Regions from separate parts of the Homo sapiens genome. Here region 2 is linked to region 1. A link is a contact called in ENCODE Hi-C or POLR2A ChIA-PET data. All regions are on one chromosome and are shown on one strand. Each heading gives the region's core, a stretch centred on a gene start or an enhancer-like site at or near the end of the contact. The rest is flanking DNA. Distances are from core to core; before and after follow the strand shown.

What was found. A loop is a pair of places that touch in the nucleus more often than their neighbours do. ChIA-PET counts read pairs that join two places held with the same protein, here RNA polymerase II (POLR2A). Pooled maps may share reads with other maps.
Region 2: a map of naive thymus-derived CD4-positive, alpha-beta T cell shows a loop between it and region 1 (14-fold over the local background). The contact joins two enhancer-like sites. A Hi-C loop is called at or near these places in 1 of 168 maps with a recorded cell type or tissue (naive thymus-derived CD4-positive, alpha-beta T cell), 2 of 37 single-sample maps with no recorded cell type and 7 of 50 pooled maps. POLR2A ChIA-PET finds 5 or more read pairs at or near these places in 2 of 52 experiments (AG04450 and activated T-cell).

The regions. Positions count from the first base shown.
Region 1 is chr2:226,419,511-226,427,479 of GRCh38, reverse strand. No RefSeq gene overlaps it. Among named protein-coding and RNA genes, the nearest start is that of MIR5702, 240 kb to the left of the region's middle. Within about 2 kb of position 3,784, at least 3 of the 41 ENCODE cell types and tissues checked have a DNase peak (open chromatin) inside an H3K27ac peak, as active enhancers do.
Region 2 is chr2:226,764,572-226,772,540 of GRCh38, reverse strand. All of the region lies in intron 1 of IRS1 (insulin receptor substrate 1), which reads left to right. Among named protein-coding and RNA genes, the nearest start is that of IRS1, 31 kb to the left of the region's middle. Within about 2 kb of position 1,305, at least 8 of the 41 ENCODE cell types and tissues checked have a DNase peak (open chromatin) inside an H3K27ac peak, as active enhancers do.

The DNA of each region.
Region 1 (7,969 bases), core at 2,535-5,034:
CTACAGCAATGTTTTTCAAACTTTTAACCAACACCCTCCTACATGGCAAGAAACACATTTTACATTGTGTCCTAGGAGACACACACACACACACACACACAACTGAAACAAACTTTTCAGGAGGCAAAATATATGTGATGTATTCTCTATTCTATCTTTAAGAAAAGAATACCAGCCAAGACTCACTACATCAATTTCATAATTCTCTAATAGTTCATAATATGTGGTTTAAGCACCTAAAGAACCAAAGTGACATGACAGTAAAATGGAATACTGGAAATATTTTCCCAGTTTGCAGGAAAATTAAATTAAATGGAAAACCATTTGTCTGTCTAAAGATATTTTTTCCTACAGATTTTTTTAAAGGTCTGGCTTTTGCCACTGCTCGATTGCTAGCAACTGAGTGCCAGTAAGCATAATCAAAAGTAAAAGAAAAGGAGACAAATATTCATGGAAAAAGAATTGGAAAGAGTCAATCATGCTCAGCTTAAAAGTTAAAAAAATAAGTGACATGCTCTTGGTTAAAATTACATGTGTCAAAAAATCAATGTTTTTTGAGACGAAATATTTCTGGATATGAGAAAAGTTTGGTCATGTGATATCAACAAATGCATTAAATGTGTTAACATTTAATATTACCTGATCAAGGTTGAATATCATGGCTCTAGAAAAGTATTTCTTGAATTATTTTTTGTGACCATAGTGCAGACTGAGAAGGCAGAAGACTTCACAGACCACTTATCCTATGCATTCCTGCTCTACAGAGGGAAAAGAATAGAATAATAAGAGGGAACGTGTCACTGTATAAGCAGATTTTTGTGGTTTGCCTTAGCAAAGTGGTAGAGATGACTCCTATTCGAATCACAATGTATACATGCCTTAAAGGCTAGTGATTGCAAAATTACGGTCTTCAAATGCCATTGATGGAAACATATATCACTACACACTTGGGTTAACCAAACAATCCACAACAAAGTCCAATGTAAATGAAGAAGTTAAGCCAAAAGTAATTCCTAAGTAGAAGACATTTGGAAACCACGACCAAGTTAAGACCACACTGATAATCACGTGTGCTTCCTGAAAACAACAGGAATTCCACAAGTTGTGCTCAATTAGAATTGTGCAACCTCACCAGCATTACATGGTAATGTAGGACCCTGAATCAGAGTTCTTAGCAATCTCTGAGATTGCATACAACATTAAATAACATTAAGTAACAATCATTCATTTAGAAGGTGGCCAATGTGTAACCTTTGAATGCATTGAAAAATGATAGTAGGAAGAACCAAAGAATGCACATTATCAGGAGGCCCCACATGGACTATAATCCATACTCTAAGAATCACTTCTATAGAATCATTAATTATCAAGGCCCCAACTGAGCTATCTAGTGATGACTCTGAAATTCCACAGCTTTTTTAAGGCAATAGTTTTTTAGTTCTTTTTTCTTTTTTTAATTTATTTTCTGATTTTTGGAGAAGGCAAAAAAAAAAAACCCATTGAGATTTGCCTGGGAACCAAGCCTGGGTAATTTTACATATTTCCACACTGTTAGTCCTGTCTAGGCCAGGGAGAGCTAAAAGGTTTCATCTCACAAGCCAAGTCTGATTGATTAGTAATGGAAGCCTGAGTGGCTGTGTTGAAGCCAGAAAGGGTGTCTTCATTGATAAAGGATGTTGGCCATGGGCATTGGATAGTGGAAGGGCAGCGATGCCTGGTTTTGCTGTCTCTGCTGTGGGCTCTTTTTTTCTATACATTGGGGCAAATCATGGATTTTTATCACCCCGTACATCTACATTGAGGTACCCTTCTGGGATATAATTGATAATTAAGCTTTGACATCTTCCTGCCCATGTTCACATACAGCTAAGGTTGCCAGATAAAATACAAGACATCCAATTAAATTTGAACATCAGATAAGCAACAAATACCTTTTGGTATAACTATGGCCCAAACCTCGCATGGGACCCACTTATACAAAAGATATTGTTTATCTGAAGTTCAAATTTAATTGGATGTCCTATATTTTTATTTGCTAAATTTGGCAGCCTAAATTCAGCATTTAGGACACTTGACAGTGTCCCAGTATCTGGGTTTCTATGTCACCTACCTCCAGCTTCAGGGACCACAAAGACCCTGAGTTCTAGGATAGCTTTGTGTATCCCAGGGTGACCCACGGCAAATATGCAAACTAATCCTGAATTACAAAAGTTTGATAAGTCCCAGGAATGTAGAAAAGGGGAGTAGGGGGACAGATTTAAAAGATTAGAGGGTGACTGGCATGCGGGAGTCAGGAATGTTCAATATTGTAGGTTGGGATTAAGCATGTCTAGAGGTGACTGAGGTGGGTAAGAACAGTTGGCTTGGACATGACTCACAGGGAGGGATTTAAAGGGAGAAAACGGGTGCAGCATTGTATTTAGTTCTTTCAAATCTGCAACTACTTCCATGTTAGGTGTTTATTAATGGGGTTTCTATTACTAATGTCAAGAACAAAGCATTTCCTAGGGCTCAGGCTCACACTCCGCTTGGAATAGAGATTGTAATTCTAGGTGTGATTTTGAAATATGGCAGCAATAATCTCTGGAGTCCTGCAGAAGCATTCCAAAATAATATTCCTAGCACTTGAGAAAAGAGGGTTGAGGAGAAACTATTTAAACACAGAGTGCCAGGAGTGTGTCTTTGTACTTTCTCTCTCTCAATCTCTCTCTCTCTCTCTCTCTCAATCTCTCTGTCTCAATCTCTCTCTCTCTCTCACTCGGTCTATCACGTTTCTGGGAGTAAGATCTGTTGATGTTTGTTTCAATTCAAGTGTGTGTGTGTGTGTGTGTGTGTGTGTGTGTGTGTGTGTGTGTAATTTAAAACCATGGTCATTTTGGCAATAATTCAGATGTACCCAAAGCTCTGTAAAACAAAACAACAGAAAAACTGGAAAACAGATTAAACTTGTGACCAGCCATTGAATGATTTACAGTTATGTGCTACTATTAAAACTAATTTCCCTAGTGGTTTCACTAGTTTTTCTGTATGCTGAAGAGTTACACTGCAGTGTGACAGATCTTTGTCTTGTTGGTAAATCACACAACATTAACGAGGTATTTAATGACTGTGAATTGGAGCTGTGATTGAGTTCTGTCTGAATTTGCAGAAAATGTTTGACTTAGAGCTCTTAGAAAATCCAGAACAGACCTTTCTTTTGCCTTACCAGCATGCTTTATTAATCACTGAAATACCTGCAGAGTACTCAAGGACTGCAAATCAAATGGGGTTAAAGGATATTCATCTGATAAGCTTCACATAAAGTCTAGATATTCGGCAATTTATTAGGAAACGCACGTACCAGCCCCAAATGAAGTTGCTGGTAAATTGGCTGTATTATTTTGCCTGCTAAGAATCTCTCTCTTTCTCTCTCTCTCTTTCTTTCTCACACTCTGTAATGTTTTCTCCCTACAATGGTCATTTCTGTGTTACTTGCTGCAGGAGCCCCATGAGGATGAAGGCAGGAGAAACAGACTATGTGCCAGGCAGCTGGAATTCCTCTAAAGCCTTTTCCTTTGAAATCAAATTCCTCCTTTCACAGGTTTATAAACAGCCCTTCCTGTGATTTTGCAGTACAGAATATGAAGATTGCCCCTGCCAGCTCAAAGCGCAGCTAGGCGCTAAGCCTCTGTTGCAGCGAGCTGGTTCCTCTGCAAGCTGCATGCTCACCATCAGGGTATGATCAGCATTATGCCATCATCCAGGGGGCGGGAGGCTGACTGTAATGCTCACACACAACCCTCCCCACTCTGTCTTGCAGGTAGCAAGACTGTTACATTAATGTGAAATGCTGGGTTCTGTTTCTGCTTTGTTTTCCCCTGCCAAGATCGTCGCAGTGATATAAAAAGAAGGAGGAAGCACAGACTGGGCAGGGTTGCTTTGTGGTTAAGAGGTTGTGGAAGTGATGATGGAGGTAGTTTCTCGTTTCTGTGATGAGCAAGAAGAAGTTTCATTTTCTTCATATGATTTCTTTTCCCATGTAACTGTCGAATTTCTAGCATAGTGGGGAAAATATATTGATAGATGTGATCTTAGATGGAGAAACTTGCTAAGCCTATTGGGTACATACATCGTGGCATGGTTAGTAGTTAGTCCTTGTGCTAGAGTTAAAGACAAATATTGGGGAAGCTATCCCATATGCATGATTATTAAATTCTTGATAGCATAATTATTGCAAGTGGCATAAAATTTAGACCAGTGAGTAACTGAGCAAATGTTCTACTTTGATAATTATGTATTTGATTTGTAAATTACATTAATATTTGTGATCAATGGCAGTGTTGGTACTATCAAAATAAACCCTATCTTATATTTCTGCATGACTGTACCCTAAGTTAAATGTATTTCAGATTTACTTCAAGTGCTTTATATAACAGAAAACTCTATGTTTGATGAATTTTAATAAATCAAACTACCTTTTAACCCCATGGTAGTGAAACGAATGTATGTAAGTTGATTACTTAGTGATCACTATGTGCCAGGCACAGTGCTAACTACTTTGTGTAAATTTTGTAATTTTAATAATCACAAAGACTGTATAATTAAGATACTATAATAATCTCCATTTGATGCATATAGAAATTGTCCCAGAAAGGTTAAATAACTTACCTTAAGTATTTAGTGATAAAGTTTGAGTTTCAACTCAGGCAGCCTGATACCAAGAAACAAACCCAATTACAGTTGCTTGATCAGAGCACTTAGTCTACTAGAGTAGATTAACCCAGCCTTCATGTATAATAGGAAGCTATTAATATGGTGAATAGATATTTCCCCCATCCTTATGGGAAAGTAGGATCAGAAGCAATTTGCATTCATTTGAGACAAAAATTTGTATACATTGGTGGGTCACAGTGGCTCATGCCTGTAATTTCAGCACTTTGAGAGGCCAAGGCGGGCAGATCACTTGAGGTCAGGAGTTTGAGACCTGCTTGGCCAACATGGTGAAACCCGTCTCTACAAAAATACAAAAATTAGCTGGGCATGCTGGCACACACCTGTAATCCCAGTTACTCAGGAGGCTGAGACATGAGAATTGCTTGAACCTGGGAGACAGAGGTAGTAGTGAGCCGAGATCGTACCACTGCATTCCAGCTTGGGTGACAGAGAAAGACTCTAAAAAAAAAAAGAAGTATACATTTACTGTCTTTTCTCATGGCTAGTTAGCTTGCATTTCTTACCATTAAGACAGAGCACAATACTTAATAGGTATCTTTTGATACTAGCATATGCCACATTTGGATATGCTGTTCCCATTCATTTACTGGGTGACTTGGAAGACTGACAACTTTGAGTGGGGCCTGGAGCAGGAAAAGGTCCCACAGTAAGTCCAGGTTGCCATGCAAGCAATCTGTCACTTGGGTCAGCAGATCACGTGGCACCACAGGGAAAAAGACACACTGTAGAGTTTATTGCAAAACCCAATAGGAGAATTATGATAAAGACCCAAGGAGCATGGAACTAGGTTGCAGCATTTGCAGCAGAAGACTGTGCCCTTTTTGCTGCTTCTAGTGTTGTCATGCTACTAGGCTCAAGTGGAGGCACTATGTGACTTTGTGACCAGAACATATCATGATTATATTATTTCAGAACCGCCAAGTTGTAAGACAGGATGGATCCAGCAGCAGGGCATCATCATATGGTAGTGCTATTAAAGCTCCGTAGGGTCTTGTCTTATTTCTTTATATTCGCCTCTTCACGGATAAGTCAATTTCATTGATTGAAAGTAAGGGACAGCTGAATCTATTAAATTATATATGAGAAGAAGAAGCCAAGGTGGGTGGATTACCTGAGGTCAGGAGTTTGAGACCAGCCTGGCCAAAATGATGAAACCCTGTCTCTACTAAAAATACAAAAATTAGCTGGGCGTGAAGGCACGTGCCTATAATCCCAGCTACTTGGGACACTGTGGCAAGAGAATCGCTGGAACCTGGGAGATGGAGATTGCTGTGAGTCGAGATCATGCCACTGCACTCCAGCCTGGGTGACAGAGTGAGACTCCATCTGAAAAAAAAATTATATATGCGAAGAGACAGAGGGTACAAGTAAGCTGAATGTAAGGTTACCATGATTCATTCCCCTTTTGCCTACAGGGTTTAACTGCTGCCTCTCCTTCACCTCATACTGCTAGTTCCCTGGGGGATCGCTTATGACAGCTGGTACTTCTCTAAACCATGCTTGGTTTACAGATGGTCAGCTTGGTTTGTGGGTACGAGTTGAAAGTGAACTGTGCTTTACGATGATCCCACTTGGGAAGGTTCTGAAAACCAGTGATGAGGGTAGATTCTCCCAGTGATAAGGAGAAACAGGTCAAATTAGAAATAATGGTTTTATGAGCAGAATGACATGTCTCATTTGCCAGGGGCCTGGAAGGAAAAAGATTAGAACATCAAGGTCAAGTAGGTTCATGGATGGACCTTGGGGATTGATCAGTTTGTGGATCTCTGTGTTCATCTTAACAGCATCAATAATGAAAGAGGGCCCAAGCAGATAGAGTAACTACCCAGCCAACTTCAGCCAACTCTGTCATCAGCCACCCAGTGCTGGCACAATGGACTCATGAATGTTATAGCAATGAAGTAAGGATGGAGGCTATACCTGGGCCCTGTGCCCTGAGCTCCCACTCACTAAGGCTGATCTCATTACAGAGACCAGTGATGAGCTTCTGAATCAGCAAATCTTTCAAGGAGATCAACCTGCCACTTGGTGGAAAGTTGATTACATTGAACTTCTACCCTGTAAGGAGTAGCAATTCATCTTGTCAGTGTTCACAAAATATCTTGGGAGTAAGTTGACTTTCCTAGCACTGCTCTCTGAGGGCTTAAAGAATGTTTCATCCACTGACAGAGGATTCTGCATAACTTTGTTTCAGACTAAGTAATGAACTTAACAGCAAAAAGGTACAGCAGTGGGCCCATGACTGAGGAAGCTCCTGGTCATATCACACACAGATATGTGACAAATATAGAATGGATCCCCGTTCTCCAGAATGTGGTGTATACACTAAATCAATAACCAATACATGTGCTTTACCCCATTATGTAGAATACACGGGCCTGGGAACCAGGAGATAGTTTGAGAGATGGCCTCACTAACCATCATATCTAGTGCCCACCATGGGAATTTGTGTCCATCTGTTTCTGATGACTCTAGAATGTGTGTGTCTCAAAGTCCTGATTCCCAGAGAGAAAATGTTTTCACCAGGAGCCACATTGAGAGTCTCATTGAACTTAAGCTACGGTTGCCATAGAACTTGTTCAAGAAATCAGAAGATAAGGAAAAGACGGCAGAGGTTATTGATCTTGATCACCAAGAGGAAGTAGGGTCTCTATTATAATATAGGGCTAGAGAGAAATATGTTTGCCGTGCAAGTGATCTCCTTGAGCAACTCTTGATACTCTCTTGTGCAATTTGGTGTGACATGGACAAATGCATCAAGTGTGGCCTGGGAATGGCAAGGTGACTAGATTCTGAGATCTCTCAGGTAAGAGCATTAGTATCACTCTTCCAGGTAAGCCTTCTAGACTATCAAAGTCACCAACCAAGGGTGAGGAGAATCTAGAATGAGTAGTAGAGGAGGGGAAGCAGGAGTGTTAATTGCAGCCTTGAGACCAGCTGCAGGGATGGAGTTTATAGTTTCTCTCACTAAGCTTTTTCCATGCTTTGCCAAGGAACAAAACCAACCAGAACCCTAGAGAAGTCTTCCCCATATGGCATAAATTTACTGTAAGAAATAAATGGATCTAAGTTGCAGACGGGGTAGGCCAGAGTGAATAACATTCTATTTTTTCACAATCATAAAAGAGATAGATTCACTCATTCTCCAAGCTACTGGGGGTATTGGCTACTGGCTACCACCTTGCCCAAGGTTATGCCCCTTCTTCTCCCCAGAGGCAGCTCAGACCCAAAGAATGAATGATGGAAGTTTTCCTAG
Region 2 (7,969 bases), core at 56-2,555, 350 kb before region 1:
GCTATATCTATTGTGTGTGGATAGTATTGATTCTGTATTTGTTTTAGTGCAAGACTAGGTTGACTATTATAAGTGAAAGATCAAATGAAAGTATAGAACCATCATGGACAAGAAAAGAGGAGATGTGAATTTTATTCCCGATTCTGCCACCTCCTGGGAACTGTCATTCCTTGACCTGATTTTCTGGTTCACAAAATTGGAGATAGTAATATTGCCCCAGTCTGTCTTATAATGTTGTTTTGTGGATCAAATGAAATAACATATGAAAGTAAAATTGTAAGCTGTGAATTGCCTCTCATACACAGAGTTTGTCATGGTTTGAGTTATATCCCACCAACGCCCCTTTCACCCTTAGAACATAGGGGTGCTTTTGGTTTTTGTTCCTTCCTTATTAAAAATATTTTTTGAACTCAGCCAGCTTCCTAGATTTCTTGGCTGTAAGAGTATATCAAGATTGAGTGCCTGAAAAGATACAACAGTGTTGAGTCTCTTGTTCAGATATTTATTTTATGAAGTATGAGTATGGTGTACTGTTAAATTCTAGGAAACTGGGTTGCATTTATTAGCTTGGCATAGAAAAAGCAAAGTTCTACATGTGGGCTAAATTATGTTACAAGCTGTAAGTATAAATCAGGATTAATGGCTGAAATATATTTATTAAACTTTAAAAGGAGCTAGGTACATGCATTTTATAGTTCCTGTGGATTTAATTATATATAAAAACTTGAAAATAAAAGTATGACTGGGGAGTGCTGAATGTTTTCTTCTGTAGAATTCTTGACTCTACTCTTGAGTCTCAGCACTCTTTGACAGAGAGATCCAGTGCTGTGTGCTGTGCCAGGCAGAAGGCATGAGCATCTTAAAGAGATGGATTTATATATGTATATAAACATATATATAGATGTTTAAGTATATTATATGTATGTTTAAATATGTATTATATATATTCAAGAGACATATATACAACAATTTACATAATCCATGCTGTAAGGAAAGCAAAATAACGAAACTACTAAAATTCTAACTCCTGGCCTCTGGGTAATTATAAATCAGTAACTAACTGTGGTTCATGGCTCTCTGTAAAACTGTCCTATGAATTTCACCCTTCCTCCAACCTACTCCTTTGTTCCTCTCCTCATTTTCTATTTTGCTTTTCCTTGAGTGGTGGAGCCGAATGCTCTGAAGTAATTTTGGAACACAGTGAGCCTACTGAGCCACCGGACAGCCGGCTGATACCATGTGCTTGGGAACAGGAAAGGGGACCCAGCTATAAACTCCTCAGCAGCCATGCCATGCCCTATCACCGTCATCCTTCCCCAACACCTTCTGACCTTGATAAACACAGTCAGGACCAAGAATGTGCTCATATTTACATATACCACTCCCTCCCATAAAAATAGGGTAACCTTTAAAATCACAAACAACACAGCCCACACTACCAACGTTCTTCCGTCACTGACAGTGACAGGATCTAGCTAGTTCTCATGCTCCAAAAGTTATATATATATACATGAACTTTAAAGAGAGAGGGTCTCACTCTGATGCCCAGGCTGGAGTGCTGTGGCATCATCATAGCTTACCCCAAACTCTTGTGCTCAAGAGATCCTCCCACCTCAGCCTTCCAAAGAGTCCAGTTTATTGAGAAAAATATTCGAGTTAAAAGTATCCCTAAAGATAATAAAGCTCAGAATGTTCTTTCTACAGACAAATAGACTCAGGACCATACAGTGTAAGTAACTTGGTTAAGATGATACAGCTGTTACATGGTAGAGTTAGCAAACAAAAACAAAAATAAAAACCCTGATATTCTATCTCCAGGTTAATGTTTTCTCCCATGCTATACTACATCAGGTTGTACATGTGTAAAATGCTTTGTCTGTTTTGTATCTTTATATACAACATGTTGTACATATATGTTGCATATTCACATATATATGTGTCCAAAGACTGTATGTTATAGATGTCATTGTTCATTCATTTGATCCTCAAATATTTGTAAAGCCATTCACTATTTTGGCTTTACTATTTGCTGGGAATAGGGCTAGGAATAAGACTTCGTTTCCACACTTCTGAGCTTATGTTCTAGAGGGAGAAATAGGCACTAAACAGATCAAGTTAATTCAGATAGTGGTAAGTACTCTTAGGAAAAATTAGGCAGGGTGGAGGAGTTTATGAACAATGTATCATACTAAATTTATCAAAGAAGCTAAGTAGACCACACTCATATTTAGTTTTATTGTTTTTGAAGTTTCTTTTGAAAAATTCTATTGGGCAAGATGCCATTCAGCAATTCACACATGTTTGAGGGGAAAATCATAATTTATTAGAATAATTAAAGGCTTTAAAAGGTAGCTTGTTAAATGAAGTTTTCTCTTTCATATGTGGAGTGTTTGATTATTAGCCCTGCTTGAAAATACTTTCTGAACACTGGTAATCAATTGCCTGTATCTATGACATAGTCAACCCTAGTCATAAAGTTTTCAAAATGCATTCATGACTGCTAGGACTTTATTACTGCTCTTTTTTTTTCAACCTCCTATATCCTTTCTGGGAGAGGAGTAGATTTCCTAGTGCCTCCACTGCTTACCAGACAGGAGAGCAGTGAAACTGGGAGGCTACATTTTGTAAGACTTGAACGGCCATACTTTATATGGCAGTAAGGCGATCAATGGCTGATATGTCTCAACTAAGATGAATGTATACTTGTGATCAGTGAATGGACCGATAAATTCAGAAAAGTTGGAAGACTCCATTCCATTGGCTTATGACTAATTTTTATATGCACCTGTTTTTCTGGAGTCATAAATAGAAAGTTTTCTAGAGATAACGACAAGAGTAGTCCTTCCCTGTTATCTGCCTCATTCCTACTAAAACAATAGCTTTGTTAAACAACTTTGAGGTTATAATGATGGGTTGATAAGTTGTTGCTTTTCAAGTGAAAGTTAAGTTTCTAAGCCTCCCATGAAACGCGTCGGAAACCTAAAACAACATCTGCATGTCTAGATCTTCCATCCATGTCTGGTTGGCTGGAAGGACAGCCTCGAAATGGCTCTGTGGTTCCTTGGGGTGCTGCAGGCCTGCATTGCCTTGGTCTAGTCTTCCATAGATCTAATTGCTTTCTGAAGACACTCCGGGCAGTCTTGCAGCAGCTTCTGTTTCCTTGCCGGTCACTGATTATTTGAACCTGGACTGTCCTGAGTTCAGTGTCCATGTGTACTGCACTGCCAGTGACCATCTTTGGCAGGGCAAGGCTGATGGCCTTAGTTGTCTTCAGTTTCATCATCTGTTCATAACTCTTTTTTGACTCTGCTTAGTGGATTTTCATCTTTGGCATGTATTCCGTGCTTTAAGAATATATGGTCACAGAGTGATTCGGTGATAGTGGGAGTATTGAGTTGGGAGAATCCTATTACTAGTTTCTAGGTTCTGATGGTCTCTTCAGTTGCATAAACAATATTGCAATATATTGAATATAGTTACATAAAACATATTGAACATGAGTTCCTATTTTGCAGACAAGTGTTACAACATTGTTGTTAGAGAATGGGTCACTGAAGGCACCATCTGTCTTGCCTCAGTGAGCTCTGGTTACTTTAAAGAAGGATTCGCTGGGTGCGGTGGCTCACGCCTGTAATCCCAGCACTTTGGGAGGCCGAGGCAGGCAGATCGTGAGGTCAGGAGTTCGAGACCAGCCTGACCAACATGGTGAAACCCTGTTTCTACTAAAAATACAAAAATTAGCCGGGCGTGGTGGGGGGCGCCTATAGTCCCAGCTACTCCGGAGGCTGAGGCAGGAGAATTGCTTGAGCCCAGGAGGTGGGGGTTGCAGCGAGCCGAGATAGCGCCACTACAAGATTTTGGAGAACTTTTGATGGCATTTAGATTGGTTTAGTAACAGCCAGAACCTAGTTTCACATGAATTTTAAGGTCAGCAGGTACAGAGGAGAGTTCAGGGTGGTTTACTAAGCTGCTGTTGGTACAATATTTAGCACACAAACATTCAAATTTTTGATTAGCCCTTTGGCTTTGGTTTGGTTTATTTTAGTCTTATTGATGATTATTTGCTTATTATTTTAATATTTCATTACTTTATAAAATATATTTGTATCAATGCAACAAGTATATGTCCATTCATTTATTCCAAATCTCATTCCTTGTTGAGATTTGCTATGTGCCTAGACACATTTTTGGAAAACAGAGACTATGTGGTGAATCAGACAGATAGTAGGTTTCTGTGTTCGTGGAGTTTTTATTATTCCAAGGGAAGAAACAAATGATAACCAATGAAATAGTGTAAAGGGATAGAGAAGAATGGGTAGGGTGGGCCATTTTTGATAAGGGTAGCCAGAAAGGAGGCAGTGACTGAGCAAACATCTGAGTGAAGTAAGGGAGAGACTTATGGGGCGAGGCTGTGTGCTGGTGAAGAGTGTCCCAGTAGAAGCAGCAGATGCAGAATCCTATGCTGGGAACGATCCTATGTTCCGGTGCATCTGGAGCAGCAGGGATGGGGTAGAAGGTGTGATTGGGGTAGTAAGCTAGGGTCTCACAGGGCTTCATAGGCCATGGGAAGTTGCTTGAATTTCATTCAAAGTATGATGAAAGCCTGGGAATGTCAGTGTGTGTGCCTGGACCACTCACCATGTTACTAAGTTTTATTCTAGAGGGACATGGACTTCTTCTGTGTGACGTGTTACTCCTCATGCCTTTGAGTTTGATAGTGCCAATCAGCTGAGACCTCTTAGATAATGAACTAAAGCCACCTCTACCCTAGATTTTCATACATTCATTACCAGCATCACCGAGGCTTATTTTAGGGGTGGCTCCAAAAGGTTTCTTTTTTAGTCTTGCCACAGCGGCAGGCTGCACTAGCTTCTGAGATACCCATTGGTCAAACCAGGCCCTTTGCGTATTGCCACCAGAGTTCAGTCCTAGTTCCAGGCCTGTCTGGATGCTTGGCCACCCAGGTTATGATCATTAATGCATTCCTTGCAAGACATGTGTGCTCTGGTTTCTTTAAAGCAGGATCTCAATTCTATAAAGAATGGCTAAGGGCCCTTTTGTTGGGGGTGGGGTGTAAGGTGCTCATTTTAAGCCTCCACCAAACATTCCAGCTATCAAGAATTTATCCCAGTTCTTTTGTATTTTGAGTTGGCCTTTTTTTATTTTGGAAACCATGTCACCTGACGTGACCCATTCTCTCATTGGCCCTTATTATGGCTTGCGCTTATTTCAGCACTCTTTTTATCTTAAGTGGTTTTTAGGTTATGTGATCCAAATTTAGCCTTGCTGATAACACTTGGCTGCCATTTGACTGGCACTGTGTAGAAGTCTGTATGTTTTAGGAAGTAGAGTATTAGTTCATTTTAATCCTTTAATCTTCCTGTAGGCTAGATACTATTCTGCTCTAACACCTACATATCAGGCCTTTTTTCTGGTGACATGCAAAACCTGTAGTAGAAACATTTGGCACTAATCAGGTAAATGTGAGTTTGCTTTGACCTTCATTGCCTTTTTTTTTTTTAACTTGATTTTACTAACTTCCTGGAAAATTATGTTGGCTGAGTAAACTTTTAATGATGTTTTTTATTATACCATTTGCTTTTAGGTGTTAATTCTGTGATCATTCTTGTTTTGAGCTGCTCTCGACAGCTGGCTCTATGGTTTCATGAAGGCATGCTAGTGGGTTGATGAAACCGAATCCTACCATATGGAATGGTGGCAAGAGAGTGATCTTCATTATTTGAGTTCCTGCAATTATAAGGTTTTAGTAGGGAAGCAGAAGACACAAAAATATTCACTAATGAACTAAGCACTTCTAAACTCTGCCCTTGCTTATTATCTCTTTATACTTAATACCAGTGATCCTTCATCCAGTTTTATTCAGTGTGGAAATACACCTTTTGTGAAAGATGCAGCATTTCATAAAGTCAATGAAAGTAATGCTGGTGGATTGCTGGGTTTCACAAGCAGTCAATGACCAGTAAAGATCTAGCAGATGAGTCAACTGTTGAAGAAACAAATCAAAGATAATGACTACTTTAGTACTTCTAAAATGCATGGTAAAAATAGTATAGGATTGGCTGGGCGTGGTGGCTCACGCTGTCATCCCAGCACTTTGGGAGGCAAAGGCAAGTGGATCACTTGAGGCCAGGAGTTCAAGACCAGCCTGGACAACATGGCAAAACCCCGTCTCTACTAAAGATACAAAAATTAGCTGAGGTTGGTGGCACACGCCTGTAATCCTAGCTACTCAGGAGGCTAAGGCACAAGAATTGCTTGAACCTTGGAGGCAGAGATTGCAGTGAGCCGAGATCGTGCCACTGCACTCCAGCTTGGGCAACAGAGTGAGACCCTGTCTCAAAAAAAAAAAAAAAAAATATATATATATATATATATATATATATATATATATATATATAAGATTAAGAGAGGGCCTTGGGAAAATTCATAAAACCTTTGAATATTTCTACAGAAATGATTCTTTTTATGGTTGTTCCATGATGACCAAACAAGAAGTCGAAGTTGAAACGTGAAGGAAAAGTAATCCAAAAACATGAACACTTGATCAAACTTTGTTCATTTAAGAATTTTCTAGTAGATTCAATTAAAACATGCTTTGTTAAACATAAGGTAATATAGTTTTTTCATATATTTCAGCTTTATTCCCTAGTGTAAAATTTCAGTTAAATCCATTTACAATAAAAATTAGGTCCATGTTTTCAACAGATTTACTTTTTAAAGTGGCTTCTGTTTGGTTCCTGTTATGTTCAGCTGATGAAGACATCCTGCATAGTTCTTTTACGGAAGTGGCAGAGGAGAAATGTGGGAAAGCCTTTCCTGTTCCTCCCCAATTTTTGCAAAGTAGGAACTGGAGTTTTCTCGTTGCTCCAAAGCTGTGAGGCCAGCTGTTGAGTAGGCAGGTGGAAAAGCTCCATGGATACTTTACTCCTGTGAGCCTAGGAAAGTCCATTAGTGCTCATGGGGTTGTTTTAGAGAACTCACAGAGAGCAATATTAGTCAACTTTGTAGGAAACCCAGATAAGTTGGCGATTCCCCACAGGGCCCCGATAAAAAGTCTTCCTGGCCCTTATGTGGACCAGTCCAGGAGTAGGATGCACAGAGTACCCTTCAAAGAAGCTTATATGACAATAAATAGTGATTCAGTAAGAGTTTTTGCTACTTGTTAGTCAATAAAAATTTAAAGGCATTATCTTGTCTCTAATTTCCATTTCAGCTCAACTGTGTATTTCCCGAGGGAGGTAAGTCTAAGCAGATTTTTTCTAAGAAAAGAATATGAATTGGTGAGCTGGGCATAGTGGCACATGCCTATAGCCCCAACTACTCGTAAGGCTAAGATCAGAGGATTGGTTGAGCCCAGGAGTTTGAGTCAACCTGGGCAACATAGCAAGACCCCATCTCAAATGAATGAATGAATGAATGAGTAATATTTATAAAAAGAATAGGAATTGGTGAAGCTATAGTGTAAGCTTGCGAGAGCTAAGGATATATAATTCAAAAGGAGTGAAATAGAAGTATAAGTAGATTTTCTTGCCTTTGAGGAAAATTAACAAGAAACAAAGTTTGTGCGATAGACTTCTAAGTACACTATCGACAGCATTTCTATAACCACCGCTTAAAAATACATGTACACTGTTGTCTTTAAGGAGTAGTTGATTAGTGTCTTATGGTACATCTTGTAGAACAGCAAGCTAGGCAGCTGGTCCATTTCTGATCTGCTCGCATATAGATGAGCAATCAAACCTTGACGACGGCAACCCAAGAGGTGAATTGCGCGAGGATTCACAGAGGTTATGCTGTGGCGCACCCTCACTGTGATCTGCTTTAACTCCCTTTTCTAGGAATGCTAATGTCACCCTCTTTAATTCTCTCTCCTTTTTCTGGTCTTCATTGAGACTAATGATGTATGTGTCAGGCTTTGAGATACTTTTCATGACAATTTTAAAAGTCT